2 separate regions of the Homo sapiens genome follow, and region 1 is linked to region 2. A link is a loop called in an ENCODE intact Hi-C map of the cell type or tissue named here. Cell type or tissue: endothelial cell of umbilical vein. All regions are shown on one strand. Each heading gives the region's core, and the rest is flanking DNA. Links, peaks and the distances in the headings are about the cores only.

The links. Hi-C counts contacts between places; a loop is a spot of excess contacts. Peaks named below come from ENCODE experiments on the same cell type or tissue, not always from the same donor. Only the 100,000 strongest peaks of a DNase experiment are listed, where the experiment ranks them.
Region 1: it touches region 2 in a loop (6-fold over the local background); 5 of 110 quality-filtered maps call a loop at or near these places.

What each region holds. Positions count from the first base shown.
Region 1 is chr5:52,726,551-52,729,463 of GRCh38, reverse strand. All of the region lies in intron 2 of PELO-AS1 (PELO antisense RNA 1), which reads left to right. Among named protein-coding and RNA genes, the nearest start is that of ITGA1, 60 kb to the left of the region's middle. In endothelial cell of umbilical vein, for the core only: no CTCF peak of the experiment used is centred there; a DNase peak (open chromatin) is centred at 1,613; H3K27ac peaks cover 1,329 bases.
Region 2 is chr5:52,798,610-52,801,522 of GRCh38, reverse strand. All of the region lies in intron 1 of ITGA1 (integrin subunit alpha 1), which reads right to left. It overlaps PELO (pelota mRNA surveillance and ribosome rescue factor), which reads right to left. Exons shown (of 3, transcript NM_015946.5): 2 at 403-1,638; 3 at 1-114. The coding sequence starts at 1,128. It overlaps PELO-AS1 (PELO antisense RNA 1), which reads left to right and starts at 710. Exons shown (of 5, transcript NR_186455.1): 1 at 710-831. RefSeq lists enhancers at 200-899, 900-1,598. In endothelial cell of umbilical vein, for the core only: no CTCF peak of the experiment used is centred there; DNase peaks (open chromatin) are centred at 672, 1,382 and 2,112; H3K4me3 peaks cover 2,312 bases; H3K27ac peaks cover 2,259 bases.

The DNA.
Region 1 (2,913 bases), core at 171-2,670, 72 kb after region 2:
CAGCTGTCACAGATGAGCAGGACTAATGCTAAAAAACTAGTGCCATGTATGATAGTGCGTGTGTGCATGCTCACTACTAGACAAGTTGGTAAAATTGCAAGTTAACATATTAGGTTGAAGCACATGTTATTACCAATATTACTGGTCAAAAGAAGTAGAGTGTTTGGCTGTTTCATTTGGTTGAAGCTTAGGTCTTTCAGAACCAAAAAGGGTCTCATAAATAATTCAATCCATGGGTTTTTTAACTGGGTCGAGTATGGGTCCACTTCAAGGAGATGAGGAGCCCTCATCTATGTATTCATTCAGTTGATAGTTTTCCAGAGCTTATGATGTTCCAAGTAATGCTCTAGTAGCTGGGGATATAGACAGGAAAACACAGAGTCCTTTGCCCTCATTCATATTTCATTTCAGTGGGAAGGCCTGACAATAAATATATACTAGGAAGTCATTACTGAATTGAATGCAGTTTTACGTCTTGTGTTCATTTATACATTTTTCTGGAGGGAGAGTTCATTGAATTCATGGAAATGGTTTATGATCACCAAAAATTAGAACCACTAACCTATCACACTCTGCCAATTTTGACGGGAAACCAAAGTACAAACACTGAGTGATTTGCCCATCACCGTGTAGTTCATTCATGGCTAACTTAAGATTGAAACGCAGGTGTCCTGGTGTTCAGTCATTATTGCACATTGTAGGGGAAATAATCTGTGACTTTTCCTTTCCTTTCTATATTTATTTTCTTTTTAACAATACCTGCATACTTTTGACGCTCAACAAATTCATGTCGAGAGCTGGGAATCTGGTCAGACAGATTGTAGTCCTAACTTCGTTATTACAGAGTATAAGCTTTGTGATTCTAGAAAATTGTTTAAAACTCTGAGCTGCAGCTTCCACATCTAGATTGATGCGAGTAAATTGTAACTGACAGATTATTGTGAGGATTAAATGAGATTTCTTATACACACACTGTGTATGTGCACATACACAGTGTATGCACATACACATACATATTATTTGGCTAACAGCCTTTCGCCTGATAAGCATGTGAGTCATTACTATTATAACCCTTTTTATAAGTCTGTTCTTTGGTGCCGGGTCTCCAGCTTCTAAAAAATTCACTCCCTTTCACCAAACTGTGATTCAAATAGCAGCTTGGAGCTCTTGTTTAATTCTGGGAAGACCCAAGGGGCAGTAGTAACTAACTACTACAAAGTACAGACCTTAAACTCTGGAGCTTGGCTGCCTGGGTTCAAATTTTGGCTCTACTCTTTGTCTTTTTATGTGTTGTCTGAATTTTTCATAATAAGCATGTGGTAGTTTTTCTACTAAAAAAAAAAACAAGCTATTTTCACTTTAAAAAACAACAACAACAACATATGGATCTATTTTTTGGTGACTTGCCATTTCTGTTCCTTTGAAATTCATCCTGTGTCTTTGGAAGACTAGGATATGTGGCTCTCCCTGCCTTAAAGGGATCCTGATTGATCTTCTCTGGTGGCAAGAAAGCTCAGCCTCCTCCTTCCTGCAGGATAAAGGAGTGGCTTGGAAAAGTGGTCAGATCGGAAGGCCCTCGAGACCAGCTCCCTTTCCCACAGCCCTTCAGTGTCTGACTCAGAGGGAAACTGGCGCTGTTCTCTGGTATCCTCTCTCCTTTCGTCTCCACACCTAGTGTGCCAGCGTTGTTCTCCAAACAAAGAACAGACCATGTAAATTCTGTGACCGAAGCTTCATTGATATGAAGGAGAAACAATTGCCAGACCTATTCTGGCCTTCTGTAAACAAAACTTTTTTTTAGAGAAAGCTTGCATGCCATTTTTAGAGAAAGTTATTGTATGCCAGAAATTAGACAGTGAGGGAAAGGCCAAATTCCTGGTGATATTTATCTTGCTATTCTGTTCCCTTCAGGAACTATCTCTCTATCTCAGGATAATTTTTTTGTTTGTTCTAAGAATTATATTGTGTATGAAACTCTGTGCATGCACAAAGATAAATAATTTTCTTTTTTATTATTACAGATAGAGAAAAATTTGAAATCCTTGACAGTTTCATTTTCACAAAATTAAACTGAAGTAAATCATACATTATATAAATAATGTTAATTGATCTTGCTGATAGCATATGGAAAAACTTGGTTTGCACTTTTCCTAAACTAAAGATAATTGCTTTGACAAAGATGAAAAATATTGCATAAGAAACATTTAATCTCTTGTCAGGATCTGGGTAGCCTTATAAGGCTCTGAGATGGTGTGCTGGGGAAGATATCAAAGAGATGAACAGCACAAGTGAGCAGGCAGTAAAAAGCTCAATGGCAGAGAGAACTCCAAGGACTTAAAAATATGTACTCAGACATAAGCTTATAATGCAAGTTATCTATATTGTTGAGCAAAATGGATATGTATATTTTGTATTATGTAAGTCCTTTTGTTTTTCAAAGAAGAGACACTCTCAGATTTCCTTAGATCTATTCCCCTCAAACTTTCCCACTGAAGTATTCCTAAATGGGAGAGGAGTAACAATGGATACTTTTCAACGTGTCAAAGAGTGGTGGGTTTTGGATTTAGAAGAGACCAATATCACCATAAGATCAGACTCTAAGACCAGGGAAATAGAAACTAGAAAGGATCTTGTCACTTTATTGCATTAAATAGACATGAAAGAAGGAAGAAGGATGAGGTATATCTAGAGAAACCCCTACCCTAGTTTAAGGGGCCAAGTTACACATGTCTATGTTTGATATTAAGACATATATTAAAAATACAATTCATACCAGAAAAGTCATGGCATTCTCAATTTGAGAGCTGGGATGGACTTTGGACAACCCTGATGTTCCATACACATAATTTCAATATTATACTTGAACAGAGGAGCTGAAGAGAGTTTTCCCAGTGCATGAAAACAATGAATGGT
Region 2 (2,913 bases), core at 211-2,710:
GTCATCCAAGGCTTTGACTTCCCCAGCAGCTTTAGTGTCTGAAAGGCGGCTAGCCACAGTAGGGTCACAAAGGGCCTCTTTCAGGGAGTACTTGTGTCCGGAGGAGGCATGTACCTAGAATCACAATTACAAAAGTTAGGCAAAATAATCTCCTAGAACACCCATTAATCAGCTCACAAAGGCTTAAAGCCAAAAGCGCTAGTAAGGCTTCATATGTTTCAGCGAAGTTTACTCCATAAATTTGCTAGACATTTAACATTCTCTTTTTATTTCATTATCTCATGAAAATCCCAGCTAAGTAAAGACTTTCTCTTCTTATTTTTCCCAGTTCTAAAACTTTAGGAGTAGTTTATACCAATCCCTCTGCCCATTCTTAATTATCCCTGGGTAAGATTGTTTTACCTGAAGAAATTTGGACCGGTTTTCCAGGAGCAGTTTGTTGTCGGTCTTCACTGCTTGTTGAAACAGGTAGTCGCAGAACTGCTCCCTCACAAATCCTGGGCTGGCCACCAGGATGCACTTTACAACATCAAAGTGTATGTGGCGCTGGATAGCCTGGACCACCTGTTCATAGAACCGCTCCAAGGCCCGGTCATGCTGAGAGCAATTGCCTTTCCTTTTCCTAGGGATGTTCACCTCCACCTTGGCCCGAGTGAGGGTCATGCTGGGAGTGACTAAGCAGATATGGGCGAGGCCTTCCTGCATGACCACAGCCGCCACATCAGCGCTCCAGGCTGGGTCACAGGCCTGCTCGATGCGCTCCAGTACCACACTATCCCACTGCTTCTTGGCCAGGGTGAACTGGCGGTTGGGCTCCAGCTCGATGGTGTGGTAAGCCCCCATCTTGACATACTCATTCTCTTGGATGTTGGTCCCCTTAACCCGCAGCTGGCAGGCTTGAGAGTCGAAGTCGATGGCCTCCACGCAGAGAGTGAGGGTAGTGCGGACCCGGTTGCTGCCCACGCTGCCCGTGGAGGACTCTGTCTGTACCTTGCGGATGGTGGAGGCGCGCAGGCTGTCGCCCACCTGCACGAGGTTGTAAGTGTGCCACATGTCCTCAGGCTCCTCGGGGACCAGGGTCACCTGGCCCGCATTGTCCTTCTCGATGTTCTTCCTCACGAGCTTCATGGCCAAGGAAGGGGCTCACTGACAGAACCAAAGGAACCAAGGAGGTCCTCACCTCCGCCCCGGGAGAGGGGATGGGAATGCAGGCCAGGAAGGGGGCGGGGCCCGGTTTCTAAGGGCACTTGCCTGGCGGGAAGGAAACACGCTTGCTTCGACTCATGCAGCCTAGGGCAGCACTTCCTCTATCCTTTCCTCTCTCAGTCTCCCGGCGCGCTGCGTCTAACAGGCTCGGGGAACACTGCAGCGAAAATCTACCCCTACACAGTTCCCGCTGGCAGCACGCAACAGCGGGCTGACGAAATGAAGGCGCATGCGCAGCCCCCGTCCCGCGACCCGACGCACGTCTCCCGTCCCCAAAGGAGAGGCGGGGCCGCAGTTCGCGCGTGCGCAGGCGCACTAAGCTGTGAGGCGCTCCGGACGAATGAACTCCCTCAAGAAGGTGCACAGAGTGGTGGCGAGTCCTTTATTTTAATGCCAAACTTCAACTTCCTAAGTTTTCTCTTCCATCCCTGTCTGTGAAGAATCCGGGGAGTGTGTGAGTGCAAATACTAGTTTTACCTGCCTGCGGCTGCCACTGCAACGCTTCCCTCTGGGTAAATCCAATTTCAAAGCTTAGCAGTAAAAGTAGCTCTCAGAAGTGCAGATTTGGCCCCAACGGCCCAAACTATGCTCGTTTTTGCTCTTGCCTTATCCGCACTCGGACGCTACAAGCCTGTTGGAGCTGGTATTTAGAAGCGGTTTCTGAGAACTACTGGTCACGTTCTGTCTGGGCTCCCAGCAACGTGTCCAGCTGTTTTCTGCGCCTAGTTACCGTGTCTGCACGATCTGATTCACCCAGATGTTAAAGCGCTGGTCCCAAGAGAGAAGAAACTATGTGTGGAATTTACCCCTGGGTGGACCTCTCAGTTGCTTGACCTGATGTCCTGGGAATCCTAGGCTCCAAAGTTGGCAGCCTCAGCTTTCCGCAGCCCAGTAGCCTGTGAAATGTTTAGGTTGGGGGTTGGGTCGCAAGAGCTTAGGGCCAGATCTTCACTGCCAAAGCTAAGCTAAAAGCCGAGGCTATGGGAAGTGGGGAAAAACTATTAACTAGGACTGACCCTGATTGAATAGCTACATAATTTAAAGAAAATCCTTAAGTTACTTAGCATTCTTTATTAGGAAGTGGAAATGGAGAAGTGGGATTGCCTCTTTAAGAGACCGATGAATAGAAAAAACAAAAGAATCTAAAAGTTTCTTGAGAGCTTAGATGGAGTGGAGGGCAGAGAAGTCCTGCACACATAGCTTCTCACTGTCTTTTCTGTCTTTCTCTGTGTGGATTGGAAAGGGGAACTAACCAGCCTGAACAGATGAAACAGGGATGAAAGGAAGGAATCTGAGTTTGGCATAGGCGTGTGGAAGGAAAATAAATCTCGGATCCCCAAACTCATTAAGCCAAAGGGAAAAGTTAAGCTGGGAACTGGGTCACGCAAAACTGCCTTGCCTCTTGGTTTTTAAATGAGATGGCTACCAGATGAAAAGCTACACACCTCGCTCATATTTTGCCCACAAGGAAATTCTCAGTGAGCGCCAAGATCTTTACCATAAAGTGTTTCTATGAAAATTTACCATGGCAATGTAAATAGATAGCTTCTGTTTTCAGGTACAGTCACCCCTCTGCCCTCCTGACACAAATGCATATCTGATTGTTCCCCTGCCCCATTTGTCTATGTTATCTTACGTAAAAATGCAGATTCAGATTGACTAAGCCAGACAGAGGCATGAATGACTATTTTCCCCCTGCTACCCTCT